Linked DNA regions of Homo sapiens: region 1 is linked to region 2. Evidence: chromatin loops called from intact Hi-C (ENCODE). Cell type or tissue: IMR-90. All regions are shown on one strand. Each heading gives the region's core, and the rest is flanking DNA. Links, peaks and the distances in the headings are about the cores only. Region 1 holds the start of LOC101928354 (a long non-coding RNA gene). Region 2 overlaps JARID2 (jumonji and AT-rich interaction domain containing 2).

Region 1 (16,432 bases), core at 5,913-9,912, 780 kb before region 2:
TTAATCCAAATCTAAAAGGCTTCGTTTGATCTGCATCAGCTTTCTAATCTGACTTGTGTCATAATCCAAATACATAAACAAACAACCTAACTGGGAAAATCTCATGTGAGCTCCCACAGTCTGAAAAGCTGCCATCACTAATAAGCATTACTGCACTCACTCTCCCTAAACTCTCCACCCCCTGCTGCGTTCCACAGTGCAGCTCTCTCTAACATGCCAGGTCAATGCTGAGAAGGAACTTAAACCACAAAGGACCAAAAAGCAAATATTTTTGCCCAGAGCTAATGTAGCAAATTACATGCAAGACCTAAACTCCAAGAACCTTTTAAATGGCATGAGCCTACACAAACACGCGGTATCCGGTTTGCCAAGGGTTGAAAACTAAATTAAATTTCAGTCAAGTTCTACTGGCGATTTATAGAACAGTTAAAGGACCAGGGATCTGGTCTTGGCAGGGCCGCTGATGTACATGGTCTTCCAGGTAAGTAATTTCTCTCGTTGGGCTTCTGTTTGCTTGTCTATGATGCCAACATTCTGCTCTGAGTACAGAGGAATCATGAGAGTGCAGCAGGGTGCTCAGAGCTCCATGCAAGATAGGTGTCTATGCACCACCAGAATTTCATCCAGAATGTCTTCTTTCAAGTGCTCAGTTACCCTAACTGGTCTGCCCTGTATGACTGTGCAGTCCATAAACTGCAAAAGGGCACAAGTAGGATCTGAAGCCAAGTCCTCTTTCGGCCTTGAGCAGAGCCACATCTGACTGGAGGGAGCTGCCTCTTCTTCACATGTGGGCGCTATCTGCCCTCCTTGCCCAGAAGGTTCATCAGCTCTGAAGAGGCAACGTTTTCGAATTCCCTTCTAGATACCAAATGATGACCTGAGCCTTAGCCAGGAACGAAGCAACTGTCAGAATTGATGCCATTTGCAAAATGCCAGATGAGAGAAATGTTTGCAAACAGAGCTGCTTTGGAGAGAATCATAGCCGGGATGAACATTTGTGGTCAGAAGCAGGAAGCAGGCAGACATATTGGATTGAGAGCTGCCTTTGCACCCCAGCTACATTACCTCACATTTGACTGGAGTCTCCATTCCCTGCCTCTTTCCTTGTGGCTGCATCCCCAAGAAGCAGTGAAGAAGAAACTGAGGAAGCTTATTTAGAGAAAATAAGTGCAGTAGGGAAACTGGCCATGGCAGTGTTGCATAAAGAAGCCTTGGACTTAATCAACTGCATCTGCCTTTGTTTTCCTCCCACACTCAGTCGGACACCAGATAGCAGTGGTGCTTATTTTTTGAGAACTTGAAGGAAAATGCGTGTTTTTTTTTTTTAAGTCAACGTGTGCCATCAGTTCTACATCATTTTCATTTCTGACCTTCCTTATGCTTAGATTTTCAAGCAGTATTTCAACCAGGCATTTTTATCCTTGTCTATCAGTAGGGAGATGAGACACTGTCAACGATCGATCACAACATTTTCACAGATCCTGTGGCTTCAAATGTCACCCTGAAAAACCATGCTAGCAGACTATCCCCCAGTGCCTGGGAAGACCTGCAGGAAGCTGGCCACCAAGAGAAGGCTTGGTGGCCGAATCCAAATTCAAGTGCAGAAGGCTGGCAACACAAAGCCCTCAATGCAGACAGTACATGCTGGCCAGACAGAAACAGGCAACCCAACCAACATTCATGGCTACTGACCAACTACTTTTTTGAAATTTCCATGGATTCTGAATGTTTCTGAGTTGGGGAGGGTGAAGAGGATGTGGAAGAGACAAAGGGAGTATATTCCTCACTCCCTGACATAAACCATTACCAGAAAATTAGTGTTTGGAATTATACCTCTGACAATGAGTCATTTTTGTTACCTTTACTCTTTTCTGTACTTTTCCTAATATTCTACAAGCAATGAGTGGGTTCTAATAAACAGGAAGAAGGGAAAAGTATGTCTTGTTATCCAAACTTAGTTGATTCCTAAGTTCTGATGGTGAGTGTTTGGGTAATGGGTTTGGAGAGGAAAAAATCTATTTGGCTCCTGAGTTTCAGAAAACAAAAATTGAAATTTCAGAAAGTGCTGAGTTTATCTGAATCCACTTGCCTCCTGAGTTCTGAGGGAAAGACTTTGGATGGCAAGAGGTCAAATAGCAAGAGATGCCTATATAGAACTTTTAATAAATAACCCTTTTCCTCCCCTTCCTACATAGAAGCACCAAAATTATACCTCAGTAAACAGTTTTGCAACATCCGTGTCTGGCAAAATGTATACCAAAGAACTTTTACATGCCAAAACTTAACATTCATTTTTGGTTGCTTTTTAAAGTCAGGAAGTCTCCAGGGTTCCTCATAGAAGCAAAGAAATGGGGGACAACCCAGATAAGGCGAGTTTCTTTGTCAAATTCACACAATGGAAAGGCTTAAGTTAAGATTATTTTTTAAGTAAACCTGTGTTCTTTCACAGACTCTGCCAGTGAAGTAAGGCCAAAAGATTCAAGCAAATATGAAGCACGACTTCTCGGCCTCAGCCCACAAAGTCTTTTCTTGTGTTTTAGACAAATTGAATTAGAGAAAACAAAGTCCTGGCCAGACCTCTATGCCCTATGCCAAGGAACTGGAACTTGTCGAGCAACTAGGAACTTGAACTTCACCCTACATACAATACTAAAGAAGAAATATCATGGCTGTCAAATGAACAAAGTGTTGCTAATACACCTCAAGAAAAGATGTAACCAGAGAAGGAAAATGTTGTCTATAAAAAGTGAAAGGTGAGATCAGGCCTTTTGGAGATTTTTTTTTTCCTTTTTTTAATATCTTCCAAATATATCTGAACTTGTTTCCTACTTGGACTTATTTAATTTTCCCTGATGTACTTCACAGATGTGAGTTGTGCTTGGGAACACGACTCAGAGACTGCGTGGCTCTGACACAGGCATCAGGCGTGTGCAGCTCCCCCGCAGTTTCCCACAGCTTCACCGTCATCCACTCTCATGTCCCTTCAGAGTGCTGCCCACTTCCCGCCCAGCAAAGGACTGCATTACTCAGCACACAGCGACCCCTGACTCAGTCGATGTGGGAGGAGATCGTCATCAAGGCTGATGTGAGTCTAAGAAACATCCTGACTGGCCTAAGAAGACCATCGGGACTTGCCAAGTGGCCCCAGCTCATGGGGTTCATTCCTTCTTCTCTTATTGTGTTTAAAAGTGGTATAATTAGCAACTTGTTGAAAATGCTGGCTTACTTCCCGTTACCAGGGCTCAGCACGCCATACTCCCAATCATTGGTCCAAGCAGACATGTTTACTAAGTGAGTGGGGGATGAGAAAGAGAAAGGACAGATGTGAGGGAAATAGACAGAGCTGAATAGCACCTCACAATGAAACACACGAACTCCTGGGAAATTCTCATTTTAACACAACTGTAGTTCCCATGCGTTGGAACCTAATGTTTACCTTCATAACGGCTCCATCAGAAAGGCACTGTCATCATATGAGAAAACCAAGGGTGAAAGATTAGGTAATTTGCCCAAGGTCTCTTTAATATCTTCCAAATATATCTGCACTTGTTTCCTACTTGGACTCATTTAATGAGTTAGGAAATGAGGGAGCTGAGTTTCCAAACGAAGCCTAATCCCTGCTCTTTTGACCTCTATAAAATCTATCAGAATATTAACAAAGGGTGTTTAATAAAATGAGTTTGGATAGAGAACAAAGAAAACCCAGAGGTATTTGGAAAATGGTTTGTTCCAAGATCTTCTAAGTTAGCTATCTCATCATTGTCATGTTATTCTTGCTACTGCTGACAACCTAGCTTCCTGTATATAAAGAAGTATCAAAGAAAATACTTAATATTCTGCTTTCTTCACAAATACTCTCCTTCCAACTTCCCTTATTTCTTTTCCTCAGCTCATTTCTGTGTTGGCCAATCAAGGTCTTCCCAGGACTTCATCAGCATGAGACCAGCTCCACCTCCACACCTAACACAGCAGGTCTCCTCCAATTTCCCAAGAATCCTCTCTGAAGTCTGGCAGACCTTGTATTCAGCTGTATAAATGCTGCCTTCATCAGCAACCAAGACTTCATCTTCCCAGGCCCTCTTTGAGCCAGCCCCACCTACACCCAATCCTGGCTGCTTGAATTACAAACACACCTAGAGAAGGGCTTGTGACCCCTAGACCTGGCCCACCAGTGGCTTCTGCCATCCAAATACAGCTTGGCCCTGACAGGTACTTAGTAACCTGGTATTTGTCCTTCATCCACTCCCTGACTCCTTCCCCAGAACAACAGTTAAAGACCTTCTCACCTTGTCTTCAGCCCCATTCCTGGTTGAATAATACCCTTCTCCTCCTTCACCGAATAGCCAGAGCCCTTCTAGAGTCAACTTTGCTCTGAGGCCCCCTTTATCTGCATGCATCCCTTTCTCCTGCCTCTCCCCCTTCCTTTCCCTTGTCTTAAGACCTATTCCCCCTCAACAATCCTCTACAAATCCTGCCCTGGGTGTTTCCTTCCTCTGCTGAGGTCCTGAAGCACTTCTTATTGGCAACCTTCATTTGGCTTTGAAGGTACATTGCCAAATATCCCTTATCTTTTTTTTTTCCCTTTTCTTCTCTTCATATTTTAAATTGCACAAACAACAGTCTGGCTCATCTCTTTCTATGCACATATCCTGTCTACCCAACCCAATTGGGTGTCCTCCAATGCTTTGTCCTTCCCATCTGCTCATCTCCCTCCTAATGATTCCCTTGGAGAGGGCTCATCCACTTGCAGAGCACCATGGATACTACACAGATTCTTGCCACCAAACCTTGTTCAAGCCCCCCTGGCCTTACCGGCCTTTCTCCTTCTCCCAATTAATCGAAATCTGCACTCTTTCCTCAAGGCCACCTCACATTCCAATCAAGCCTTCTCCAACAAACACAGATCCACAACTACCTGTTTCTCCTCTGACTTTCTATAGATATTTTAATGCTTATATATAGTCTTGTTTTATTGGACCTCCTTTTGGACCGTAAATACAGTGAGAGTTTCCTGAGGACAACGACCAAGGCCTCAGCGTTGTGTTTCCCTAACATGGTGCTAGGTATTCTGAGGGTGCTTATTCATTACGTGCTATCTATAACACATGCAAAAAATAAAGCATAATTCAGACTTTTAGTTTCAAATATGGCACAGTAAACTAAAGCCCTAGTAGCTCTAAACTGAGCAAAGTCTGCAGCTAAAACTGAGCAAAAAATCTAAACCCTTGGAGTGAAGGATTTTGTGTATTTAAGAATCTCCTTTCAGCCGGGCATGGTGGCTCACACCTGTAATCCCAGCACTTTACGTGGCTGAGGCGGGCGGATCATGAGGTCAGGAGTTCGAGACCAGCCTGGCCAACATAGTGAAACCCTGTCTCTACTAAAAATACAAAAAATTAGCCAGGCATGGTGGCACATGCCTGTAGCCCCAGCTACTCGGGAGGCTGAGGCAGGAGAATCACTTGAACCTGGGAGGCAGAGGTTGCATGAGCCGAGATCGCGTCACTGCACTCCAGCCTGGGCAACAGAGCAAGACTCCATCTCAAAAAAAAAAAAAGAGAGAGAATCTCCTTTCACAGGGCACCAAGTTCAGTGACAGTGCAGAAAGCACCCAACTTCACAGGGTTGTCTTATCTGAGAGCAGAAACGCAACACCTTGAAAGAGCCTGTCTGGATCAAGAATTCAGCCCTCATTTTCCTAAGTGGAAAGTCTCATGTGGCCAAGCAAAGGTGACCCGATGAAAGCCAGCGTGTTCAGCCTCCTTTCAAATCGGCAGCCATAATTGCTACTCGCATTTAACATGGCACCAATCACAACCGTGTTCTGGGGCCAAGAACACTGGCCAGCTTACCACCTTCTGAAACTCGGGTGGCTGAGATCCAAGGCCAACAAGACTGAAGAGATGAGTCGCAGCAGTGGAACCCAACAGCTGCCACTGTAATTCAGGGAGCGTCCCCATAATCTGGCAGGGCAGAGTGGAACCTGTCATCCCCAGGAATTAGGGACAATTCAACCTGCAACCCTCAGAAGTTAGGTCTCCAGTAACTGCTACTGTTAAGAAAGTCCTCTCTTGCCTCTTCCTGGTTTGCAAATGTTGCTAGCCCTCTTGGATTAGCGAGCTAGGCCCCGTCTCGGAAGCGAGGTGTGGCACTTCACCCAGCAGACACACCCTCACAGACAGTCCCCATGTAGATGACAAGAAAAAGCTGACAACCAACGGTCCCAGGCTCTTCCATTATGATTGAAGCTCATGGGAGCTCGGCATCACTTAAAATGTTCTGTAAAGTTCTCAGGATGGTATTTAATAAGGCAGCAATTCAGTGTCAGTTCAAAAGCCATTTGGGGTGGAAATGGAGGGTAAAGTTGAGATGTCATAAACTCAGTAGCTTCCAAATTTTATTACAGGCTTTTTCAGGTCTAACAATAGCAATTTGGAGAAGGGAGAGAAAAGACATTACTCAGTCTTCAAAAGTACACCCCAAACTCATGCGAACTGTGAGCTGACACTGCCATCTGCTCTCCCTGACATGTGGTGTGGGAAGCATGATTACCATTTTCCTCTAAGGCCAGCGTCCTCTTTAGGATTCTCCCTCTAGCACCGGGCCTAGGACAGTCTTAATCCTGACAGTCCAGAACTTCAATTTTACTATTCACTCAACAAATACTTTTCAAGCATTTATATGCGCCAGACACTGTTATAAAGTCTGGGATGTAGCAATCACTAAAGTAGGAAAAGTTCTGCCTTGTTGGGGTGTTTATTTGCTAGTTAGGGGGACACAGGAATTAACAAATAATCAAGTATGAATAAACAGACTATCAGATGGTGATAGGTGCTATGGAAAAAGCAAGGCAGATTAAGAAGGACAGAAATCATCCAGGCAGGGGTGGGGGGAGTGGGGGATGTGGATTATGTGGTGCGGTCAGGGAAGGTCTCACTGAAGAGGTAACATCTCAGGAAGACCCAAGCAGGGGAAAGAGAGGCCATGTAGAATTGCAGGGCAGGGTTTTTCAGGCAAAGGGATCAGAAAGGGCCAAGACTGTGAGGCAGGAGAGGGATTGGTGTGTTTACAGAACAGCAAGGGGCCAAAAGGAGCGAGGAATGACGGTGACAGTGGAAGGAGCTAAGACAGGAGAGGTGGCCGGAAGCCAGATCGCTTGCAACCTTGCAAACCATTTTAAGGACTTCACCTTTAACTCAGCACATCAGTCAGGGCCTAACCAGGAGACAGAAGCCACACCAGTTATTTTAACACGGCTAATTTAATATAAAGAATAATTTTCTAGGAATAAAGTCTTAACCAGGTAACTGAAAGAGTAAAAAGACAACTCTAAGGTGTCTTTCGTATAACAACTTCAGGAAGCTCCACCCCTGGGGCTGGCAGAAGAAAAAGGGGGCTGTCGGATAATTAAAATTTAGAAGCTTAGAAAACAGTCCCATGGGGCTAGAACCCAAACCTCAAAGATGGGGCAATGGCAGTCAGTGCTGTGGCCCTAAAAAGGCACAATGAGTCTGGTTCTTGAGTGTAGGAAAAATTGCAACGTAGATTGAACAGCTGCTACAGGAAGAAACTGCTGCTGCCAAGATGAAGCAGCAGTACTGGGGTGCTGCACACAGGAGCCACAGGCAGACAGGATACCCATGGGAAAGAGTAGGAGCCTCTCTAGCAACCCCTACTGGCTGAGTGCAACAAGGAGCCCAACAAAGGAGAAATGCAGTGTTCAGGGGCCCAGCATAGAATCAAGTATTGAAGGAAGGCTTTGGAGCTGAAAGATGATAACTTACTAACTGGAACTCTCTGAATGAGATAAGATTTTGAGCAAGGAAGTGACAAAAGCTGACTCACTCTGACATCTGTGTTGAAAACAGACAGTAGAGGAGCAGCAACAGTGGAGGAGGGAAGGAGTGGATGGATTCTGAATACAGGCATCCCACTGGATTTGCTGATGGTGTCCATGTGAGCTGTGAAAGAGAGGAGTCAAGGGTGACTCCTTCATCGAGGCCTGAGTAACTGAATGGAGACAAATTTACTGAGGGAGCAGGGAGAGCAAGGGGGCAAGAACAAGCTTGTTAGGTCAGCTTAGGTGTGAGGTGCCTGTTAGAAATTCAACTGAGGGGCTGGGCGCCTGTAATCCCAGCACTTTGGGAGGCTGAGGCGGGTGGGTCACCTGAAGTCAGGAGTTTGAGTCCAGCCTGGCCAACATGGTGAAACCCCACCTCTATTAAAAATACAAAAATTATCTGGGTGTGGCAGACACCTGTAGTCCCAGCTACTCAGGAGGCTGAGGTGGAAGAATTGCTTGAGCCCAGGAGGCAGAGGTTGCAGTGAGCCAAGATCGTGCCACTACACTCCAGCCTGGGTGACAGAGTGGGACTCCATCTCAAAAAAAAGAAAGAAAGAAATTGGACTGACAATGACAGCAGGCAGTTGCATCCCCAAGCCTGGGGAGGGTTTAAGTTAGAGATATAAATTTGAGGCTCACCCATCATATAGATGGATTTTAAAGCCACATGATTGAATGAGATCATGCGTGTCATCTCAACGTCACTTAGAATATGACATGGCTAAGAATCAGCTCTGGAATCAGAATGATGTCAATTTGAATTCAAACTCTATCGTCACTGGATTTTCTCAGATGTTCTAAGCCCTGATTCCCTCATGTGTAACCTAGAGATGATACTAATCATGCTGACTACACTGATCTTATGTACGGATTAGATTCAGTAACGTAAGGAAAGCCCTTACACCAGTGCCTGATATCAACTCTTATAAATAAGAGTTATTATCATTATCATAGTTTTATGATATTATTAGTAGTCAAAGATAGCCAGAGCCTAGAAAATTAGGCTTCTAAGACCCAAAAGCAAAGAGACCTGAATTGTACTAAAAAGACAACTTATTAATTGTAGGAGAAGATACAGTGGCATCTTATGTGAAATAGGTATATAAACCATGACTCTGAATTACTGTGGCTTTCCTTTTACAGATACATTTATTCGGAGTACTAAAAATTTTTTTTTTTTTTTTTTTTTTTTTTTTTTTTGTAGAGACAGGGTCTCATGTATTGACCAGGCTGGTCTCCAACTCCTGGCCTCAGTGTCCCAAAGTGCTGGGATTCAGGTGTGAGCCCCCATTCCCTACCTCAAATGGTTTCTAATCAGGCCAATTCTCCTGACCTGTAACAGAGCCTGCCCTAGCTCTCAGAATTCTGCTGCAGAATGGGCTAGCAGTCAAGTTTGTTCTTCTCCATGAGAAGGTTTAGCACCTGGAGAGTTGAGAGGTAAGTTTGATGTACATGAGGACTGTTCCTCTGGTTTGTGAATAACCAGCCAGGGAGTAAAAAAAAGATGCCAGACAACCCTCACAAAGGAAAGAAGGAAGGGAAAGACAGATCCACAAAACGATTCTAAAGGAACATTATTAGCAAATCCTTTAAAATACCAAAACTGAGTGTGCAGGGCAAGACCAAGATAGAAACAGAATGCTTGCCTGGGGACAAACTATGGAGACATCAGCATGTGCCTGTCGTGAGTGAGCTGCTGATGAGTCAGGAATGAGCACAGCCCCAGGGTGACTCCGAGACCCTGTGCACCCGTCACCACTCACTCCTAGTTGGCCTGGGAACAGAGCCCCATCCTCCATTAATTGTTCACCTCTCATTAAGCATTTTTGCATCAGGCAGCCATTCCTTTCCAAGAGCTCAATTGCAGGGTTATGTAAGGTTCTCCTGTATTCCTGGCCGGAGAACTGAGACCAGCTGCCTGTCCAGGGCGCTCCCTTCCTAGGCGGTAGGTCACTCCAGGAAACCAAACGGCAGATTACAAAGCCTAGAAAACACAGCAGGGGAGTAGAAGAGGCTGGATGTCCTCCCAGGCTGCTCTCAACTGTAGAGAGCAGAAAATTCTCTGCTTCCTGAACCCCGAGTATGAAATCAAATCTCCCCATCCCCAGGTTGGTGTGAAGGACCTTTCAGCCAAGTCTCTCCACGACCACCTTGGATGATATCAAAGCTCTTCCCATTGTTCTTCTGCTTCCAGAGCCTTCTCCCACACAAGTTCCCAACCCTTTCACCATGTGAAAAACTCCACCATCCAAAGATTCTATTCCAAACAGCTGTTCCTGGATGCGAGGAGGGATCCATCTAGAACAGTGATTCTCAACCCTGGCTGCGCTTTGCAGCCTCCAGGGGAGACTTTAAAAGTGCTGATGTCCAGTCTCCACCCCAGGCTCTCTGGGAATGCGGCTCAGGCACCAGTATTGTTTTTAAGTTCTTCAAGTGTTTTGACTGTGCAGCTGCATTTTAAAACTAATTGTTTTCGACTATAAATTCCCTTCAGTATACTAAAGCCATTGCCGACCCTCAGGGTTGTTTTTCTAAGAACGCATGATACGACTGTCATCGTGATAGTTGCTATAAGTTCCTTCTTCTCTCCCTCTGTTAAAAGATACACCTTAGACAAATAAAATTTAACCGAGTTTAATTGAGCAAATAATGATTCGTGGATCAGGCAGCCCTTGAACCAGAATAGGTTGAGAGGGGCTCCAGCATAGCCACATGGTGGAAGACTCATGGACAGTAAAAGGAGAGTGATGGACAGGAAACAGAAGTGAGGTACAGAAACAGCTGGATTGGTCACAATCTGGTGTTTGCCTTACTTGAACAGGGCTTGAACAGTTGGCCCCCTGTGATTGGCCAAAATTTGGTGATTGGCACAATAATAGATTACAGTCTGTTTACATGTCCAGGTGGGTGACCATTTACTGTGTACAGAGAAACCTTTAGGCTGAACTTAAAATATGTAGGGAGATAGCTTTAGGGCTAAACTTAATTTAACTCCCTCCCTTCCTCCCTCCCTTCCTTCCTTCTTTCCTTCCTTCCTTCCTTCCTCCCCTCCTTCCTTCCTTCCTTCCTCTCTTCCTTTTCTTCCTCCCTTCCTTCTTTTCTTCCCTGACAACAGTGAAGAGGACAGATCACATCACTAGGCCTGAGCTCAGCATAATGGAAGCCAGGCCCCACCTAACATACTTCCATTAAAATCTAAACCACTACATGGCCCCTGAAAAAAAAGTCTCTAAAAGAGCAGAGGAGCTAGGAAAGGGCCCAAAGCTGATGAAAGACTCCAAGTGAGGGGGAAAAGATACCCTGCTGCAAAGGTGGATAGGAAAAGACAAGAGAATGCCTCCCCTCTTTGGAGAATTTTTCTGTCAAAATGCCTTTTTTAGAATATTTATTTATTTATTTTAGTGTCTCTCATTCAGCTCTTTGGCTGGCCCATTGTCCAAGGCAACATCTTCCTATTATTCTATTATCTGTCAGATGGCTACTGCAATTGTAGAAGACAACGCATGAGAAGGATCGGGCTTCACTTTTCTGCAAATGGTTGGTTCAAAATAAGCCACCAGAGGTGACCTGGTCATTGTACCCCTCCTAAAAAATGATACCAAGATGAACTTGAGAGCTTGCCAGCCTCTTTCCCTTCCCTGTGCCTCTGTTTCCCTACCTATAACACAGACATGGCAAATTTGGACATCCGAACACCACTGGGTGAAGATGAATGGTTCAAGTTTTAATCATCCTCGTTTGCAACATCTGAACATTTATCCACATATGTTTCCCCAGCACTCACTTGCCATCCCCTCCCCCTCTTTTTTTATTCATTTCTGAAAGCTTCTATTATCAATCACTGCATGAGGTAAATTTTCAAATCAGCAGTCAGGGTTTTTAAGCTGCATGACTCCTATTATAGCCAAAAGGAGGCAGGTGACCAACACTGATGCAGTCTCGAAAAATCCCCTCTGCAGCCTCCTTCCTTAGTGTTCGTTCATTCATTTTCAGGGCATGCATTGAGGCTGGGTTTAACAAAGCCTTCACCGAGGATCAGTCTACCTTTCACAGAGGGCCCAAGGGAACAGGGAAGTGGAGACACTGATCTGGAAAAGAGAGAAAGGCAGGAGAGTGGGTTTGGAGAGCATTTCTTAGGCATTTTGTCACACCTTCCAGCCAGCTCCATTAGGGAGAACTGGGGTGTGTCAAAATTGGGTGCCTGGTTCTCTCTCCATCATTCCTGCTTCTCTTTTCCCTTTCATAGCAGTGTCCCTAAGGGATGCCTTGCACCCACTGGCAAAGCCATCCCTATACGAAAGTCCCCAACTCCACACTTCAGCAGCTCTGGAGCCCTCGGGCTCTGCCTGACTGTCCACTGTGGTGGCACGAGCTTACTCTCCTCCACTCCGGTCTCCCGAGTTCTCATTTCATCCACATGTGTGTCTGACCCTGCTCTACACCTGGACACTGTGTTGTCTATGACCCCTATAGGTAAACAGGATCTCCCTGTCTGTTGGACACGTGGGTGATCTTGACACAAACACCCAATTCTAGGCCTCTGAACGTCCAAATTCTTTCTTGTAATTTCAGCCAACTGAAGGGCCTTACCCTCCCCTGATGCCCTCTGCTTCTGGATTCCACACCTTCACATACTGCTTCTGGGCTGTGTCCTATTGGCTCCCTACTGTATTCAACGTCACTGTCACAAAATAACTAACAAGTGCTACAGAGAAGGGAACAAGAGGAAAGACTGACATCATGCAGAAATCAAGAATCTATGGGCTGGGCACCATGGCTCATGCCTGTAGTCTCAGCTGAGGTGGGAGGATCACTTGAGCCCAGGAGTTTGAGGCCTGTCTGGGCAACATAGTGAGATCAGGTCCTAAAAAATAATTAAAAATTAGTGAGCATGGTGGTGCTCATCTGTAGTCCCAGCTACCCAGGAGGTTGAGGCAGGAAGATTGCTTGAGTTTGGGAGTTTGAGGCTGCAGTGAGCTGTGATCATACCACTGAACTCCAGCCTAGATGACAGACTGAGACTCCATCTCAAAAAAAAAAAAAAAAAAAAAGAAAAGAAAGAAAAGAAGAAAGAAAAAGAAAGAAAAGAAGAAAGAAAAAAAAGAAAGGCAGGCAAGAAGGAAAGGAATAAAATCCACAATGCACATTCCCCAAGCCCTCCCAGTTATCCATGATCAGGAGGCTGTCTCTTTGCCTGCCTTCTCCAACCCTGCACCCAGCCTCTTTGCCTCTGCAGGACTTCCCCAGAAAGTTGAATCTTCTTCCCTTTATAGAGCGGAGCAGTTCAGCTCAGACTTGTAGGCACACCTGTGCAGCACAGACCAACGTCTCTCCTTGACCACGGCCCACAGCCTTTCTCTGAGGAAAGGGCTCGCCGCAGGCAATTCCCTATTCAAAGGTCACCATCGGCTAACAGGGGTCTTGCCTCCCTCAACTCATCCAATGTTGAGGTACAGCAACTGAATCAACCAAGAGCGGGCCAGTGGCCTCTGACAAGTCGGGACAAGAAAACTCTGCCTCGGAGGGAAACTCTAAACTGTGCAGCAACCATTCAAGTCCAATCAGATCCTCTCTCAGAAGCTGGATTGTGGGAGAGCCTGTCACAGTCTGCAGCAGCTGAAGCAGCCAGGACAGCAGCAAGTAGGCAGAAGGACTTCAAAAGAAGAGACAGAGAGCAGAAGCCATAAGGCCTAGAAAGCACAAGGAAGCAAAAGTCATGAGGTTGGGAACAAGAAACAGGCAAGGCAGCAACAGCAAGTGGCAGTCACGGCAAGGAAGAGACCACACAAGGGGATTTGGAATGAATGAAGCCACCGTTTTCGTACGAGGCCTTAGTTACTGAGCTGCAGACTCGGGGTTCTGTGCAACCTTACCTCCCTGTGCATGCATGCAGTGCACCCCCATTGTCTCTGGTCTAGAGACCTTCTCTGCCCCTCACAACCTCAAGCAGTGGGCTCCGGGCCCCTACTCTGTGCAAACTCTGCTGGCCTATTTCACAGGACTCACCATGTCCCCCAAACTCCTTACCCTTTGGGTAGAGATCCGTCTTACTCAGGTTCACATCCTCATGTTCACAGCTCCTCCCACACAGTCAACACTTAGAGCTTGACTTCCTTCCAGCCCAGCCCTCTACATGGTGCCTATGACTTTAACCTAATTGCCTGTATTTCCTCCCTGTATGAGAATAGATACCCAAATACAAGATTTCCAACCTATTCCCTCCAGATGACAAACAAGCTACAAGAGACAGTGTAGACTAGAAGAACAACTGCCTGGACCCGTGGGAAGAAGGTGGAACAAGACCTTGCAGTAAAAACAAAAGCTGTCAGTTGATCTAATGGCGGTAGAGAGTAGAAGGGTGGTTACCAGAGGCTGGAAAGGGTAGTGGGGAGTGGGGATGAAGAGAGACTGATTAATGAGTACAAACATACAGGTAGATAGAAGGAATAAGTTCTAGTGTTTGATGGCACAGTAGGGTGACTGTAGTAAATAATTGAGTGTATATTGCAAAATAGCTAGAAGATTTGCAATGTTCCCAACACAAAAACATGATCAATGTTTGAGGTGAGGAATATCCCAATTACCTTGATTTGATCATTACACATTGTGTGCAACTATCAAATATCAAATGTACTTCATCAACATGTACAATTAGTGTGTATCAATATAAAATATTTTTTAAAGCTGTGATTCCTGCTCCTACACCCCTGGGCAGCCATCCCACCTTTGCAGCAATGAGGTAGAGAGCTGGGGGGAACTATCAGGTTCTCCTGTGTTCAGATAAAATGTAGCATGGTTGTGATTGAAAGGCCTCAAGTTTTCTAGTTCCATTTTGTTCTATTCCCCACAAAAAACAACTACAGGCTGGGCGCAGTGGCTCACGCCTGTAATCCCAGCACTTTGGGAGGCCGAGCTGGGCAGATCACGAGGTCAGGAAATCGAGACCATCCTGGCTAACACAGTGAAAACCTGTCTCTACTAAAAATACAAAAAATTAGCTGGGCATGGTGGTGGGCGCCTGTAGTCCCAGCTACTTGGGAGGCCAAGGCAGGAGAATGGCGTGAACCCAGGAGGCGGAGCTTGCAGTGAGCCGAGATCGCGCCAATGCACTCCAGCCTGAGTGACAAAGTGAGACTGTCTCAAAAAAAAAAAAAAAAAAAAACAACTACAGAGGAGCTGTAGCTCTAAAACTCAGCAGGGCTGGGCATAGTGGCTCACGCCTGTAATCCCAGCACTTTGAGAGGTCCAGGCATGCAGATCACTTCACGCCAGGAGTTTGAGACCAACCTGGCCAACATGGTGAAACCCTGTCTCTACTAAAAATACAAAAATTAGTGAGGCATGGTGGTGTGCGCCTGTAGTCCCAGCTACTCAGGAAGCTGAGACACGAGAATCACTTGAACCAGGAGGCAGAGGCTGCAGTGAGCCAAGATCATGCCACTGTACTCCAGCCTGGGCGACAGAACAAGACTGTCTCAAACAAAAAATTTAAAAATGATATATATATATAACACAGATGGAGAGAAAATAAATCAATGAAACTATGGAGCAAAGAAGAGAAAAATCTCAGCAAGCAGTCAGACTGACCCTTTCTGCTCAGTGTGGCTGAAACCAAAGCAATGAGGCTGGCACTTTGCCTCCTGTCAGAAAGGCTACGTGTGTTTAAAGGACAGCAGCATTCAGAGATTTTCTCTGCAGGAGGTCTTGCTCTCTTCTCCTGCTGAAAATGTCTGACTCGATTCATAACCAATATCTAAATATAGTCATGTTGGTTATTTCATGCACTATTTACATGCATAATCGTAATCTCAATTGAGTCTCAACTTCAGAAACACAGTTTATTACAGTGGGATTAGAGTACACAAACTCCTATATTCTGCATTCCACAGCCATCTTCCTTCTCTACTTACCATTAACTAGAGTGCTTCCACAGCTTATTCTCCAGTGGAAACCAGTAAGAGCCTCCGAAGGAAGGCCAAGTAGTGGAGGCGTGACCTCCCAGAGCCGACCACTGTCTCTCCGCTGACCCAGCAAACAGCCTACATGATAGTCACAAATAATATGGCCCCATGGGCATACGCGTGGGCCAAGTGTATACCCGCCCCTTCCTTCCTCTCCCACTCAAGAAAGCAGATCAGAATGCAAGAATCTAAAAACAGCATTGTTATGGAAGCACACTCTAAAATATATTGTAATTTATCAACAAAGTAAATTATTCAAAACTGTGATACTCTGTTATTAGCTAGCAAATTCCTTTTCATACCCAGAGTGGAACACAATGGTTGAACACTGCTTTCTTAGACACAACTTTGAATGCCAACCACTTGAATTGTTGATGTCTGACAAGTGACAAAAATGATAAATGCTAGTGTAAATCAACTCATAGAAGATCCAAGCACTTTAGAGAAAAACAAAATATCTCTCTCTTTCTCAGAACATGCTTACCAGAACCCCACACTCTTCAGTAACAATAACAAGTGTATGATCACCCAACAAAGGCTCTATCACTCTCTAAGCAAAATAAACAGGATAAAACGTGACAATTTTATCATTATGGATTATTTTAATTTTTATTATTTGTGTTTTACA
Region 2 (16,432 bases), core at 4,915-8,914:
CCCAGCTGCAAACAACAGAGCTGGGAATGAGCTGCAGATAATGTTTTGAAGGGCGGGAAACCCATATAGTAATATTTTGTTAAGTGAATAAAGAGAAGTAATTATAGAACTGGTGCTTCTTTGTAGCAGGCCTCACCATGAGACATGTCTTAATGGCAGGAAAAAGCACAGAGAAGTTTGGAGGAGTATTGGAGATTAAAAAAAAAGCAACTACTTCCTATGTTTTAATAAGCTGTGTTCACTGCTTTAGAAAATTGGTGAACAGTCAAGAATTGCCTAGATTCATGTTCCCTTGGCTTGATTTTTAATCACATTGAAGTATGACTTCTTACGGATGTTGCTTTTAATTTGTCTTGAAAGCTAGCACAGATACTGCCAGCTTGGGCATGATTGATGGTTTCTGACAATGGGTAGTTACTTAGAATAAATGCCAGCCATTTGAAACTCTCCATTTTCTGTGTTAACTGAGAGTATCCAGTAGAATCTTGTGCAACGTCGGATTGTATCCCATATTTTGACGTGGCCTGGTCTTTCCTTCAGTATTTTAAAATCTATTAATCACTGGTGTTGGAAGGAACTTTGAGATAAAGGCTCACAACCGATAATCCAGATGGGGATAATGGAGATCTCCATCTTATACCATGACAATTGGACTAAAGAATTAAATCCAAGCAGTTTAATTAGAAAACAATTAGAAGGAAACTTAGAAGATTATTTTACCGTTTGAAAGCATGGGTGGTGGAATGGAGAAATGTTGATGAAAGGGTGCATGCAAAGTTGGTTTGAAGGGAGAGAGAAAATCTGGAGATCTACTGGACAGCCTTGTGACTAGTCACTAATAATGTAGTGTATACTCAAGTTGCTTATCTTACATATTCTTAGCACAAAAGTATATAAGGGGATTGGGTGTGGTAATTAGCTTGATTAATCACTTTATACATGTATTAAAACATGTCATACTGTAAACGTACCATTTTAATTGTTATACTTTCATAAAACTGGGAGAAGATATACGGAAGGGTAGGTTAAGCACGAAAGCAAGAAACAAAGAAATTTGTTAGCAGATTTGGCACCACAGCAAATGAAAAAGTAAACGGCAAAAGAGGACAGTATTTGCAATTTATAAGACATTAATATAATTTAAAGGACTCTTAAAATTCCATGTGAGATTGAATGTTGGGGAAAAGGGAGTTTTCAGAAAGGACAGACAGGTAAGATGTTTAGAGGAGGAAAGATTTGATTTCCCCTTCTGCAAGCCAATAGGAAGAGATTTACAACTCAAAGGAGGAATAATTTTCACTTTCATCTGCTGCTGTGGGGGTGAGGGAATTCTACCTGAAGTTCTGCCAGTCCTGGTTGGGGTGGGGATGGCCTGGAGCTGCTCAAGTGCCAGATGCATGAGTGGACACAGTAACCTTTTGAAAACTCCCTCTGGCAGGATGATGGCTAAAAGATCACTATAGCTTCCCCTTGCTGATCTGCCTAAAGGCAACCCAGGAACAGGGTGTGCTTCCTCCTTCCCTGAAGAAACAGGCCCTGTTTGGACTGTTTGTGGGGAGACAAGGCCTGTGGGTTCCAGAGAAATGGATGTGAAAGTCTCGTTTATTCCATGGGGAGGGACTGTAAAGCAGAAGGATAAACCCATAACGTTGGTGTTTCTGGTTTTCTGTAGAAACCCCAAGCATCCCTGTTCTCTTTTGAAGTCTCTGCCTCATGGGTAGGAAGCACCATGCTCACTGGAAATTCTCACTTGTAGCCACCTGGGGTTTGGGGTGGATGGGGTGGGCTTGGGAGGCAGGCTGACTTCATGTGCCAGGGATAGGTGGCATGGCCTGTGCCAGGCACGTACCCCCTCCATCTGTAAGTGTCCTGTCCAGTAGGGTTGTTCTGAGGATTCAGAGGCTCAATGTACTTCAGGACTTTAGCATAGTTCCCCTGGCTTATAGGAAGCACTTAAGAAATACTAGCTATTAGCTATTGCTGTTTTTGAATTTAGGAACAGAAAATGGGTCTGGCTCAAAGTTCCATCATCCCTTTCTTCATCTCTGTTGTCACTGATAGGTCAGATAAAGCAGCTGCGCCCCGAACTCATGCATGTCAGTAGCTCTCTGGCCTCAAAATGCATCTCTTTTAAATCTGAGAATAGACTTTTTTTTTTTTTTTTTTGAGACAGAGTCTCGCTCTGACATTTGATGGTTGATTCTTTCTGACTTCAGGGAGTAGAGGTGTATTAGTCCATTCTCACACTGCTATAAAGATACTACCTGAGACTGGGTAATTTATAAAGAAAAGAGGTTAAGTGGACTCACAGGTCCGCATGGCTGGGGAGGCCTCAGGAAACTTACAATCATTGTGGAAGTCGAAGGGGAAGCAAAGCACTTCTTATATGGCAGCAGGAAAGGTAGAGCGTGAGGTGGGAAACACTTTTAAACCATCAGATCTCATGAGAACGCACTTGTTATCACGAGAACAGCATAGGGGAAACTGCCTCCATGATCCAGTCACCTCCCACCAGTTCCCTCGCTAACACATGGGGATTACAGTTGGACATGAGATTTGGGTGGGGACACAGAGCCAAACCATATCAGTAGTTTGCGTGGTAGTGGTCAAGGTAGTGATTTCATTCTTGTTTTCTCCTTCCTTTCTAGTTTTCAATGGTTCCAGCAGGTCAACACGGGAGAAGGAACCTGTTCAAAAACACAAAAGCAAAGAGGCCACTCCCGCAAAGGAGAAGCACAGCGATCACCGGGCTGACAGCCGCCGGGAGCAGGCTTCAGCTAACCACCCCGCAGCGGCCCCCTCCACGGGTTCCTCGGCCAAGGGGCTTGCTGCCACCCATCACCACCCCCCTCTGCATCGGTCGGCTCAGGACTTACGGAAACAGGTAAAGTCCAGCAGGGGTGCCTACATGTGTGCCAGACCCCAGTTTCCCACTTCACTTCACCAAGCTAAAAATTCATCTTCAGAGGGCTCAAGAAGCAGGAGGTGATGCCCAGAAGCAAGACAGGGACAGACAGAGCGCACCTTTGCATGAGCTGCAGGCGCCTGCACCTTTTGTCCTGCGAAGATCCATCAGTTGGATTTGCATTCATCCCTGGGTGCCACTGCATTCACCAAGAAAGTGAACTCACTTTTTTACTTAAGCCTTCTCCCACCCACCCACCCTGGGCTCCAGATGAGCGGTAGAGTGGCAGGGAACATGTTTTTCTCAGGGTAGGTTTTGAAACACACCTGCAAATGGGATAGTTCTGTTAATGGATGATCCTGGTCTACTTTTCTGTTCTTTTTGATGTGACAAGTTAACATTTCACCACCTGGCCTTTGAAGCAGAATATGTGCATGCTGTGTGCACTGCCGAGCAGTCTGTGGAACTGGGTGTGGCTGGGTGGCACCTCTTCCACTGAAGGCATTTGAGTCCCAGGCTGTAGCATCCACAGAGTGTAGGTGGCTGCCACCCTGACCACCTCCTGCCCCTGCCTGTCCTGCGCTGTCCCCCCACCCGCTATCCCCCAACAGGGCCACAGATAATGCCGGTTCTGGTGAGGCAGTTTTGAAGAATCCCTCAGGGCTTGGCCATTATTGCTGTCCAGATGTTCCCATTCCTGGACATTGATTTCTCACAACCCTAGGGATGAGTAGTGGGGATAAGGGCAGGTTCCTGCAGGCACACAGCTGAGGGCTTGTCCCCGGACAGGTGGCATTTCACTGATGCCTCGTGCTCCTGTTCCCCCCTCCATTTTAACATCCGCTAAGTCATGGGATCATTGATGAGCTTTCCTCACAGAGTTAAAAATAGAGGGTTAAAATCTTCCCTAGAAGAGACTGGAGGCTATGATCCTTAAAGGTAGCTTCAGAGGAAGTTGTAGAGGGGACGGAAGAGATTTCCTGGCTGGCAGTGTTGCAGAGTGACTTACATGGTTATTGTGGTGTGAAAATACTCGATTTCGTCTTGCGGTAGAGGTGGCCTTTCTCATTCTTGGTGACGTTGTGGATATTTCTCTCTGAACGTGAACATGTGACTATAGTCACACATAGGCAGACAGGTATGTATGCATGCACATGTGAACCTTTACCTAGCAAATAGTATGCAGTTGGGGGGGTGGGCATGGCAAGAATCACCACATTTACATTTCCACAGTCCACACACACCTAGCACATATTAAACACTGGCCACTGTTGGCCAAAACAGACCTCAGTTTTCCCAGAGACAACAGCCACGGTGTGGAATTGGGCCACACCATGTGCTCACCTGGCGTCTCTTAACCATTGGGCCCCGGATTGTCAGCACTGGAGGCACAAAGCCCAGGGAGGCACCGAGCTTTGGTCCTGGGTCTGTGATTCTTCACTCCCCCGCTGTTCCCAATGCTGTTGGTCTGATGGAGAATTGTACAGAACTCTCCAATGTGTAAGGTTTTTGCTCATGAAAGAGAACAGAATTAGAAGCAACCCAGGGAGAAAGACAGAAAGACAGTGATTACACCATGTGACTGCATCCTGTCTCCTTTCCCAGAATCCTAGAGTAGGGTTAAGTTGTTTTTGTTTATCTTCTATTCATCCCACTATGCTTTTTTGAGTTTTTTTAGTTTACTTGTGGTAAAATTCTCATGGGCCACATCAGAACTGGAGGCCATATCCAGGTGAGCTTCCAGATCTTGCCTTTCTGCCCTGAGAACCCATCCTTGGGATGGCGAGGCAGGAATGAAGGGTGGCAGAGGACCTGAGTCATGTACATGTGACTGTTCATGTTCTCATGCACGGACAGACACGGGTGCGCACATCCTCTTGCACGGTCACGAATAGGGATGCGTGGGATACGCCTGTCATCTCAGCTGGTCAGAGCTCACTCTCAGCACTTGGCCTTCATTCAGTTCAAGGTTTTCATTTGTAAGGGGATGAGAGGAATTAGTACAGTTGGACAGAGGAAAGAGCTGAGGAGGAACAGAAAGTACTGCCTTAGCCTGGGATGGCCCTGCCTGCCCCCATGCTCCATGGCGTGTTCGTGTGACCTGTTCCCTGTGCAGGATCTTAGGTGCAGGAAAGAGGTCCTGGGGTGCCCCTCACACAGCCGGCCTCTGTCCTCTGAGTTAGTGCAGGAGTTTCAGCTGCTTCCGGGGCTCAGGGTAGAGTCCTTGCAGGGAGCGCCATGTGCTCATGCAGGGCATCCTGCAGGTGTTGACGGGGATCCTCTCCTGTCACCCTTTCCCCACTTTCTCCCTCTTCCCTCTCCTCCTCCTTCCCTGTTCCAGTCTAACCAGCCCAGATGGGTTGACCCATGGCTCCAGATTCTAATTTGGCTCTGACTCTGACCTTCAATGAGACTTGAGATGTGATATTTAACCTTCCTGGGCCCTATTATTCCTTTGGAGCCAGTCTGGCCAACTCCTTATACCAGGGACATTGTGAGAAATAAAAGGAAAATTTTCAAACCCTCAGATCCTATTAGTTAAGTACTCTGAAAATAAGGTCAGTAAAAGCAAATTGTAGATTCCCTTGTGACTGCTTGATACAAGTGATTAGACTGTGACCTTTCATCTTTTCAACTGCATGAAAGATATGGGCCCAGAGGATACTCTGATCTTTCATTTCAAATATGATATGTGGATTTTTTTTTGTTATTGTTCAGCTTAAAAGCATAAATGTGACTGTATTGAAATGTGGAGGAATGTAATTTTTAGGGGGTGCTGCCGAGAAGTGCCTTTGCTCTGCTTGCTATAATGAACTGTGTGGGTGCATGCACCTGTCTTCCAAGTCTAAAACCACTTCCCCTCGTGCGAACTGGGCAATGCCATTTGATAGTGTGTGCGATTTATGGAGTCCCTAGAACCCGAGAGTTAGAACACACCAGTGCGTACTTCACCTAAGCCTTTTTCTTGGTGAGAGGGCTCTGGCCCCGGCCGTTTACTCTCGATTATACCAAATGAGCTGTCTTTGTCATGGAATGCACATGCCTGTATAACATTGCATTGTCATGGGGCTGGGAGTGCCCCTGGGTAATAATTTGGTTGTATGGTAAGGGTCTCACCAAGGAGCAAATGGTGTTTTTCTGTTGCTTTCCTGCAGTAGTACTTCTGCTTACATGCAGTGACAGAAAGTAACAAGTTTAGGATAGTCCAACAGACGAGCTTTATTTCTAGCAAGGGTTTTGAAGTATTAGTTTTCCAAGAGAGTCATGAGCAGGTTTTGTACTTGTGTAGAAATTTGTGTGGTTTGTAAGCCAGGATATTGAACCAGATGTGGCCACATGTGATTCTCATTTCTTACGCTGAGGCTGAGTGTGAGAAGAAAATGATCAACTGGCTAATCCCACTGGTTTTGCAGGACCTTCCATTGAGCTATAGGCTACTGTCACTGAAGAGGTTTTCATATGAAAATGTACAAGCCTTGCAGAAAAATCCTGCCCTAGTAAGATTCAGAGAGGGCCAAGGAATTGAGAATATTCTTTTAAAGTTCTGGAAAATACGGCTATTGAGAAGGAAACATAGAAAATCATATTAGTTTTTAAAAAAGTTAAAGGTTTTCTTCTCATGACATTATTTTGTCATTTGAATTGCACTTGCTGGTGGTGGGGTATTTGTGACTCAGTTACATTGCCTTCAGTGGGAGGAGAGGTTATAGGTACATCTAGATTGCCCAGTGGAACCCAGGCATCTCTTTTAGAGCACATTTGCCTTGGCCTTGGCCTTGGCTAGGAGGCTCCTGCCCATCTGCTGCTGCGGTCAGTGTTTGAGCAGGCTGCTCCTCCCCTTCCATAACTCACTGTCTGTCCAGTGCATTTCGCTTCTGTTTAGGCTCTTTGTTTTTGATTCAAGTTTTAAAGTGCAAATGGACTACCCCCAGCCACCAACTGTTTCTCTCTCTGGGCCTCTGGTTCTGTTTTGAAAGGCTGGCAGAGGCCTCGGCTCAACGGCTCCCTCTCGTGGAGAAGAAGAACTTGCCAGTGAATCTGAGGTTGAACTGAGGACAGCGTCATAATCTTGAACGACTAAAACATTTTTGCTTAGTTAACCAAAAACATCAGAGTCATTTCTCATCTTCTGCTCTGCCTTGGAAGTGCATGTTTCTCCTTTTCATCTGTCATCATACTGAGTTGATTTAAATATTGTGTGTGTCGGTGGTGGGGTGGAGAAAAACCCATAAGGATGGAGGGGAGAGATTTTATATTCTTAAAGCAAGCACACAGAGTGTGGATTGGGTACAGTTTTTAAGATGGAATTTCTGTTATTAAGAACAAAGTCAGGTAGGAACGTTTGATGTCCTGGACTTTCATATCTCTCACCTTATATCCCTTCTGCAAGAAGAATGAGGTATTGTTGCCAGTACTCATCTGGCCGAACGTAACTTGAAAATGCTCTCAACCTTGCCTGTTAAATTGAAACCATTCTCTTATGACTAGGAGGGATTGCTTTAATATCTCATGGCCGTGTGCCTGGGATCACCTGAGATACAGGTGACGGATGGCTGTGGGCCAAGGAGCACACGCTGCAGACACCTCACTTTCTGCAGAGCTGGGTTGGGGGCTGGGGGCAATGGGCTGAGAAGCCAGAAATCCACAACAGAGCTGAGAGAAGGAGTAACTTCAAGCACTTATGTATAAAGCTGCTCAGCTGAAATGTATTGTCATTCAATGGAGGGTCCTGCTGTAGCCCACGTCGGCGCTAATTCTTCAGTGAGTTCAGATGACTTCCTGTGTGTGCTCTTCTGTGGAATCCCTCAGGACGTGCAGCGGTGGCCTTCCTTGTAGTGCACTGGCTGCATAACTGGGGCTGTGTGGTTTTAATTGATACAGAGGTGGGTTGAGGGAGACCTTCGGTAACAAGGTAAGACAATGCCTTCCTCCATTCTTCTGTTTCCTTTTGTACTGATTAAGTGTTGGCTCCTTATAGACAAGTCCAGGCCAGGAAAAGGGGTGTCCTTTTGTTAGATTGGTGGGTCCCAGGTTTCCCCACAATGGTGGTGCTGGCTGGGTTGTTGGTTCTGTTTTATTTCTCCCTTTTAGGACACATGGAGCAGCTTAAGGGGCTTCCTATGTTAGCTTTTCAGCTCCCCTGTGGCCTCTCGTGGTGGGCATAGAACACGGACCCTCTGGGTTTCGAGGAGGAAGATGGCCAGTGACACTTGCCTTTTTCAGTCTTCGTAATTGTTTGAACTTCGCTGGTCTGTGTTGTGGGTGAGATCCATCTAGTCTTTGAGCTTGTTATATGGGCATGCGTGTGTGATATCTGGGTGGATACTGTTGAAGATAACTCCTATAATAAGAAGGAAAATATTGCAACTCATTTCTCTCATAAAGCAAGTTATTTGAATGTATACCTTGCCAATAATTCAGTATTTAGGTTTTCAGAAAGATGTAAACAAGGTGTTCCTTTTGCCATTGAAGATAGTGATATATAGAATTCAGCTGTGTTGAAAATTTACTTCCCTGTAGCATTGCTAGCCATGAACTCAGGTGCCCCCGAGAAGCCAGAATGGATGGAACCAAAGGCCTTACACTCTTATTTGAGATAGAATATGAGAGACATAGCACTCTGGTATTTGGACAGCGGTGTTAGGGAAGGGTAGGGTCCACGGATTTGTGGGAACACTGAGACATCTGAGGCTTTTAAACACTGATTCCCTTTCTTGATCCTCACCAATTAGCACAGAATCTAGAGGGAAGGGATTTACATTATTTTGAAGCTCCCCTAAGGGTTTTAGGGGTGCCAGGTTTGGAAAACACTGAACTAAACCTCAGCAAGTAGTGGTGGCTGATGCCTGAACCTCACAGGAGTTGGGTTATGTCCGGCACCATCTGGAGTTTGCCATTTTGATTAGCGATATACGAAGCCGCACTGTGTCCGTCTCCTTAAGGAGACTCTTGTGCTGGGAGTAGGGCTGAAACAGATTGCACCCCTACAGGTTAAAAGGAGATTGAGCCAACTGTAGAGGTGTTGTCTTTTGCTGTCTGAACCTGAGATAGAGCCCTTCCCCAAGGTCCTGGATTCCCTGAGGCCCATTCCCCCACCCCCACCCAGCCCCACCAGCCTTTGTTGCTGGAAATAAAGATCAGCCCCAGCTGGAGTTTACTGTTTGCTTTTGTTTTTCTAAATGTTTTGTCTTGTTTTGGTTTTAGTGGAAGCATTTGAAAGAACAATTAAAACTAAGAGATTTGCATTCCTCACTATACCTCCTCTTGCAGATTAACAGTACTTACCACGGAATATTTCTGTTTGTCCTTACCCCTGGTTTTATAAATCTGTTTTAAATTTATCATTGCCAGGTGCTTTTTTTCCTCTCCAAAAGGGTTTCGCATTATTTATTCCAGACCGTCTGTCAGTCCCACTTTTTTTATGGGTGACTCATGGTTTAAGAGCCAGAGTGTGATTCCTGGGTCTTCGCTTCTGCCTCTTCATGGGGCCTGAGATCTGGCTCTAGGAATGAGGCCTCCATGGGCCTGGCTCCTAAGAGATGATGTCCTACCAAGAATTTGTGGCTTTGATTGGACTGCACTTAATTGGTGGCATATAGAGAAATACAGGTCTCAGTGGCTTCTTTCCTTTTTGATTTTTATAAACTTCACTGATACTTCATTCAGTGGTTCCAAGCGCGGTCCCCAGGTCAGCACACAGCATCACCTGGGACTTGGTTAGAAATGCACATTCTCAGTCCCATCCCAGACCCTCTGACTTGGACACTCTGCCGGTAGGGCCCAGTGATGTGTTTACATCAGCCCTCTAGGGGATGCTGAGAGCCACTGGTTTGGATGTTTTTGGCAAGTCTTTTTTTTTTTTTTTTTTTTGAGACAAGAGTCTCGCCCAGGCTGGAGTGCAGTGGCATGATCTCGGTTCACTGCAAACTCCACCTCCTGGGTTCACGCCGTTCTTCTGCCTCAGCCTCCCAAGTAGCTGGGACTACAGGCGCACACCGCCACACCCAGCTAATTTTTTGTATTTTTAGTAGAGACGGGGTTTCACCGTGTTAGCCAGTATGGTGTCAATCTCCTGACCTTGTGATCCACCCGCCTCGGCCTCCCAAAGTGCTGGGATTACAGGCGCCTTTGGGAAGTTTCATTCCATGCCCCACCCCCACTTAAGGGGGGTCCTGGGCCAGGCCTAGGTTTAGTACAAAGGTCACTAAGACTCATTACCCGCCATCTGGGGACCTTCGTCCCCATGTGACAGCAGCCTGCACAGCCTTGTGGTGGCACTGGTGTTTCAGTACCCTCTGGGCCATCACTGCATGTGGCCAGCTCTCCTGACCAGGAAGTGCAGGCTCCCCCGACCCTGGCACCTTCCTCTCGGGCTGTTGGGGAGAAGAGGGGGCTAGTATTCTGTGTTTCTCAGTAATTTTGTGATTTTTAGGCTTCTTCCTTTGGAGATGGTGGTGGTTATAAAACCCTGAAGTCCCTGACTTTAACCTCATATCATAGACGAAAAGTAATGCCCAAGGTGTTAAGTGATGGGGCAGTGGCCACATTGTGACGCAGAGAAGACATCTTCTCGAAACCAGCATGTCTGGCAGCAGCCCATTGGGGTCCCTTCATTATTCTTGTTTGAAGCTTGTGCATTTCTAGTGTCTGCCATTGTCGCTCCCCATTTTCGCTGACGTTTGTGTGTCCCAAGATTACCACGGCGTCCAAGCTGTAAGACTGTCTCTGTTTGCCCAGGTCCCATAGAACCTGATGGGAAAGTTTGTCCAGGGTGGAAGATACATGGGACAGTTTGTAAACGGTGGGAAAATATAGGAAGCGCGTGTGCAGACGAGGGTTGGCATGTGTTGCTTCAACAGTGAGGTCGGGGCATCCCTCTTCCATCCAGCCTGGCCCTGTCCAGGGCTCGTCTCCACAAGGAAAGCAGACAGCAGCTGCTGACAGTTTGCAGCCACACCTCTGGGCCTGGCCTGCCACCCGGAGCCAAACCACATGAGCACTGCTGTTCTTTTGCTTCCATAGTATTTTTGTTTTCCTTCTTTTTTTAGCCATAGATTTCTAAATCCTGTGGGCAGGTCATGCTGCTATGTGGAGCACAGAAATAGCAGACATGACTTTTCTTGGAACAGGGATATGTGTGTGTGTCTGTCTCCACTTCCCCCAAGGAAGCAGGATCTTGCTGTCATCAACTCTGAGAAGCTCAGGACAGGTGATTGCATGGCACGTGGGGAGGTCTTCATTGTGAAACACCAAATTTCCTGGAAGAGCAATGGGAACGTGAAAATGCACCCAGGAAACCCCGCTAGGAAGCGCCTGGGGCAGTTTGCATACTTCTGTGACGAAGGATAGGTATATAGTGGATTCTGAAAGTGGACATCGCTGCTTAATTCTTGGATGTGTATTTTGCTTCTCTTTGCTGGTATTTCCACATCTCTTCTTATCACACTACAGGCTGCTGGCTCTGTTCATCCCCAGCATCCAGGGTCCTTTCTCACGGGTGGGCCGGTCATTTTAGTGGCAGGTACTAATTCTGCGTTTTTTTCCACCTCTGCTTCTGCTGCTCCACAGGTTTCTAAGGTAAACGGAGTCACTCGAATGTCATCTCTGGGTGCAGGTGTAACCAGTGCCAAAAAGATGCGCGAGGTCAGACCTTCACCATCCAAAACTGTGAAGTACACTGCCACGGTGACGAAGGGGGCTGTCACATACACCAAAGCCAAGAGAGAACTGGTCAAGGACACCAAACCCAATCACCACAAGCCCAGTTCCGCTGTCAACCACACAATCTCAGGGAAAACTGAAAGTAGCAATGCAAAAACCCGCAAACAGGTGCTATCCCTCGGGGGGGCGTCCAAGTCCACTGGGCCCGCCGTCAATGGCCTCAAGGTCAGTGGCAGGTTGAACCCAAAGTCATGCACTAAGGAGGTGGGGGGGCGGCAGCTGCGGGAGGGCCTGCAGCTGCGGGAGGGGCTGCGGAACTCCAAGAGGAGACTGGAAGAGGCACACCAGGCGGAGAAGCCGCAGTCGCCCCCCAAGAAGATGAAAGGGGCGGCTGGCCCCGCCGAAGGCCCTGGCAAGAAGGCCCCGGCCGAGAGAGGTCTGCTGAACGGACACGTGAAGAAGGAAGTGCCGGAGCGCAGTCTGGAGAGGAATCGGCCGAAGCGGGCCACGGCCGGGAAGAGCACGCCAGGCAGACAAGCACATGGCAAGGCGGACAGCGCCTCCTGTGAAAATCGTTCTACCTCGCAACCGGAGTCCGTGCACAAGCCGCAGGACTCGGGCAAGGCCGAGAAGGGCGGCGGCAAGGCCGGGTGGGCGGCCATGGACGAGATCCCCGTCCTCAGGCCCTCCGCCAAGGAGTTCCACGATCCGCTCATCTACATCGAGTCGGTCCGCGCTCAGGTGGAGAAGTTCGGGATGTGCAGGGTGATCCCCCCTCCGGACTGGCGGCCCGAGTGCAAGCTCAACGATGAGATGCGGTTTGTCACGCAGATTCAGCACATCCACAAGCTGGGCCGGCGCTGGGGCCCCAACGTGCAGCGGCTGGCCTGCATCAAGAAGCACCTCAAATCTCAGGGCATCACCATGGACGAGCTCCCGCTCATAGGTAGGTCTGGGCGGGGGGTCAGGGGGTGGTGCCTGCCCTCCTGCCCCCAGATCCCTGCAGTTCCCTCACAGTCTTCACGTTCTCTTCCCTTGCGAAAGCTCCAGTTCCGCTTCCCTGTCTCGGGAGTAGTGGGCTTCTCAGCTCATTCCCCCTGCAGCCCTTCTTCCCAGGTCCTGGGCGTTGGTGGCAGGATAAGAATGGTATTGAGCTGCCGGGCGCGGTGGCTCACGCTTGTAATCCCAGCACTTTGGGAGGCTGAGGCGGGCAGATCATGAGGTCAGGAGATCGAGATCACGGTGAAACCCCGTCTCTACTAAAAATACAAAAAAATTAGCCGGGCGTGGTGGCGGGGGCCTGTAGTCCCAGCTACTTGGAGAGGCTGAGGCAGGAGAATGGCGTGAACCCAGGAGGCGGAGCTTGCAGTGAGCCGAGATCACACCACTGCACTCCAGCCTGGGTGACAGAGTGAGATTCCGTCTCAAAAAAAAAAAAAAAGTATTGAGCTTGGATCTGGGGTGAGCCCCCACTCTGGGTCTGGGCCCCTTGCTTCCCCTGGGCTGTCACCTCCTACCCACAACTGCTGGAGTTAAAGCAGGGGCCGGGGGGCCAGTGGGGAGCGCTGCCCCTCTGGATTCCACACTGGATTATAGAGGCTGGAAGCCCAAGGTCTAGGGGCCAGCAGGGTTGGTTTCTCCCGAAACCAACAAGACCTCCCTCCTTGGCTTGTGCATGGCTGTTTTCTCCCTGTGTCCTCACAGGGTCCTACCTCTATGTGTGTCTGTGTCTTCATCTCCTCTCCTTAGAAGGACATTGGATTAGGGCCCATCCTACTGACCTCTTTCTAACATAATTACCCTTTTGAAGACCCTGTCTCCAAATTCATTCATGTCCTGAGGTACTGGAGGTCAGGGCTTCAACATATGAATTTGGAGGGATCACCATGCAGCCCATAGCCCTCTAGGGTCCTGTAGGCCATTTTTTATCCTGCTCAGCCTTGTCTCTTCTTCCTCTGAGCTTCAGTTTCTCTGGCGATTTTGTCAAGGCCACAGGTCAAGGGATCTGTTGACCTTTTTTCTGAGACCAGGTTTTTTCTGAGACCTTTTTTCTGAGCTCTGGCTGGGGCTGTTGGAAACTTGTCACAGTGGATCCTTAGTGAATGCATATCTGGGCTGTCATGCAGACCCTTGCTCCTCAGGGTGGGTTGCAGGCAGATCCTCCTCTTGGGTTCCCCTGTAGCCCTCCTTCCCTGTCATCCTCTCTTCAGTCCTGCCACTGGGGACACAGGGTGAGGATGAACTTGCCTTGTTAAGGCTAAGTGGATTCTGTGGAGTGAGGTGCATCCAGGTAAGGTTGCAACCCCATCAGTCTAGACCCATGGGAGGAAACAGGCCACACCTCCATTTTGGAGATCCTCAATTTTCAAAGGCATGGAGACGTGTAGCCATCATTTAAGTGTCAGGGATTTGGCAGCAAGATAGGCTTCCAGGCAGGATGGAGGTTTCGTGGTTCCCCTCAGCAGGTGCCTGCCAGGACTGATGCCTGAGTGACAGTCACCTTAACTTGCAAGAGTTCTTGGTTTGTGCTCTGCTGTTGGGAATAGCACGTGATAGGAAGCAGTGCAGGGAGCAGGCTCTGCACACGCGTGCACCCACGCCCGCTGACCACGCCCCATGACTACTTGGGACACAGGATGACTGAGTCAGTGATGGAACCGCACCAAGTCCTCCTGCCTTTGGAGACCTGCAGACAGGAGGGAAACATTCCAAGTTTCCCTCCTCTGCTAGGTGGATGATGGAGCCTCGAGAGCACACTTGACATCGTAGTGACAGCGCCTTTTGTTTAGAGTAGGTTTTTCTTTACCCTCGACTCCCTTACCCTGGGACAAAAGCCATACTGTGCCTCCCTGTGGTGTGCTTATGCTTGTTGCCGTCACCCAGAAGTCTAAGGCGTCTGACATTCTGTCCCAGGGGTACTGACCTGTCTGTGACCCAGCAAGGCCTCAGGGCTGGGGTCTGAGCTCAGCCATCTGACAGTGGTAGAAACTTAATAACTTTGAAGTAATAGCCTAAAATCCACCCCAGCAGATGTGCCTTCTGCCTCTGTGTAGGTTCACTTCCACCGCAGGTCCCAGGGAGCCGCCGTGCCGCTGGCGGGAGTTGGGTGGGGAAGGGGCTCGGCCACGTAGCAGCCTCAAGGCCCTGAGTGGGAGTGATCGCAGCGGATGAGGATTCCATGAAGAATTCTTGCAAGCGCTGTGTGATTTTCAGGTGCTCTTGCGTTATAATCTACTTAGAGTGAAATATGAAAGTGTGGATTTCCTCCCTTCTGTGACCTGTGTTCTGAGTCACTCGGACGGTGGAGGACTTGTTTTGGTTGGGGGACTCGTTTTGGTGCCTACCTCTGTAAGTTGAGACAGTACCCACCTGCCCTCGGAGGAAGAACTCCCGATTGTCAGCCAGAGCCACCGTGAGTCCCACCTGTGACTCTGGGAGTCTGTGAGACCTGGAGTTTGTTGTGGAGTCTCAGTTCTTAGGTCCCTCCTGTCGAGGCTGGGGACAGTTCCCTCATGGATGTTACCCCAACTCCCCTGTTCTCCACAACCACATCAGTCCACTGTCCTGCCATTTAGTGTGAGTGGAATTCAGGCTGCTGTGTCCCCATCCCTGGTCTTGCTGGTGTGCTGGGAACTCGCTCTCTGTGTGTGCTGTGTCTGCCGAGGTGGTTCAGACGCTTCACCTAGTGGGTCCTGTCATGCTTGGTATGTGCAGCGACCCTGCCTGGACTGGATCCGTGCACACTTTACCTTTTATTACTTAAAAACAATATATCCCCACACTCTAAAGATTTAAAACGTTGTTAATTTGTACTTTGTTTAGTATTTTGTTGATGGTTATTTTGGAAAATCTCCCCTACCCCCCTTCCTTTATTTGGCCCGAGGGAGGTTGCTTTCTCCATTCCCATCTAGAAAAGCCACTGGGCGCGCGTTAAAACCTGCCCAGGTTTGATGTGCATTTGCGCTGCTCTGTGGCCTGATCAGGAGGGGCACTGAGCACCAGCTTATGCACTGAGAAGCAGCCCGCTGTCTGGATGGGCGAGGGACGAGGCATAGATGTGCTGCCCTGTGTCCTCACGCAGGTGTTGCTCTTTGCTCTGGAAATCCAGCAGGATGGAAAATAGACTTCCTTTGTGTGAGTGAGTGGGTGGATGGGTGAAGTTGAGTGAGTGAGTGGGTGGGCATTGGGAATTATAGAAGGGGAATTGGGAGTTGGTAACAAGCATGTGTCAAAGCTATTCTAGGTGACGCTGGGCCGTGGGTGCAGCCAGGACCCCTACCCACTCCTCACCAGGGAGCTAGTCTTCTCATGACACCCGCCTCCATGTGACAACACATGTACCAGTACATGGTACACTGGGATGTTCCTCCCTGTATGTCTGTCTGGCCAGCTCGCATCCTTTTCCAGCCAAGCCCCAGCTTAAATGCTGCCTCCTCAGACGCTCCCCACCTAAAATGGTAGTCCCTCGTTCCACCTGCTCTTCGTAGCAAGTGGTCATGACCCATCATTTTGTAACGCCCTTCTCTCTGTGGACCGGGAGTCTGCTGTTCACCACTCTCACCCCAGAGCCTGTCAGAGTCCTGGCTCATAGTAGGAGTTCAAGAAGTACAGGTTGAATGAGGAACATCTTGTTCGTGTCTCTTTCACTAACTGTCCCGTTTTTTTCCCCTTCGCTGTCCCAGGGGGCTGTGAGCTCGACCTGGCCTGCTTTTTCCGGCTGATTAATGAGATGGGCGGCATGCAGCAAGTGACTGACCTCAAAAAATGGAACAAACTAGCAGACATGCTGCGCATCCCCAGAACTGCCCAGGACCGGCTGGCCAAGCTGCAGGAGGCCTACTGCCAGTACCTACTCTCCTACGACTC

Evidence for each region. A loop is a pair of places that touch in the nucleus more often than their neighbours do. Peaks named below come from ENCODE experiments on the same cell type or tissue, not always from the same donor. Only the 100,000 strongest peaks of a DNase experiment are listed, where the experiment ranks them.
Region 1: a loop joins it to region 2, with 6 times the contacts of the local background. A loop is called at or near these places in 2 of 110 quality-filtered maps.

Annotation. Positions count from the first base shown.
Region 1 is chr6:14,703,574-14,720,005 of GRCh38, forward strand. It overlaps LOC101928354 (a long non-coding RNA gene), which reads right to left and starts at 13,916. Exons shown (of 4, transcript XR_241980.4): 1 at 13,871-13,916. RefSeq lists enhancers at 2,325-3,524, 14,003-14,062. In IMR-90, for the core only: a CTCF peak has its summit at 7,683 (motif pointing left); DNase peaks (open chromatin) are centred at 7,678 and 9,578; H3K27ac peaks cover 1,658 bases.
Region 2 is chr6:15,484,659-15,501,090 of GRCh38, forward strand. JARID2 (jumonji and AT-rich interaction domain containing 2) reads left to right here. Exons shown (of 18, transcript NM_004973.4): 6 at 2,649-2,884; 7 at 11,474-12,512; 8 at 16,249-16,432. Among named protein-coding and RNA genes, the nearest start is that of DTNBP1-AS1, 53 kb to the right of the region's middle. RefSeq lists an enhancer at 7,032-7,533. In IMR-90, for the core only: a CTCF peak has its summit at 6,913 (motif pointing left); a DNase peak (open chromatin) is centred at 6,913; H3K27ac peaks cover 177 bases.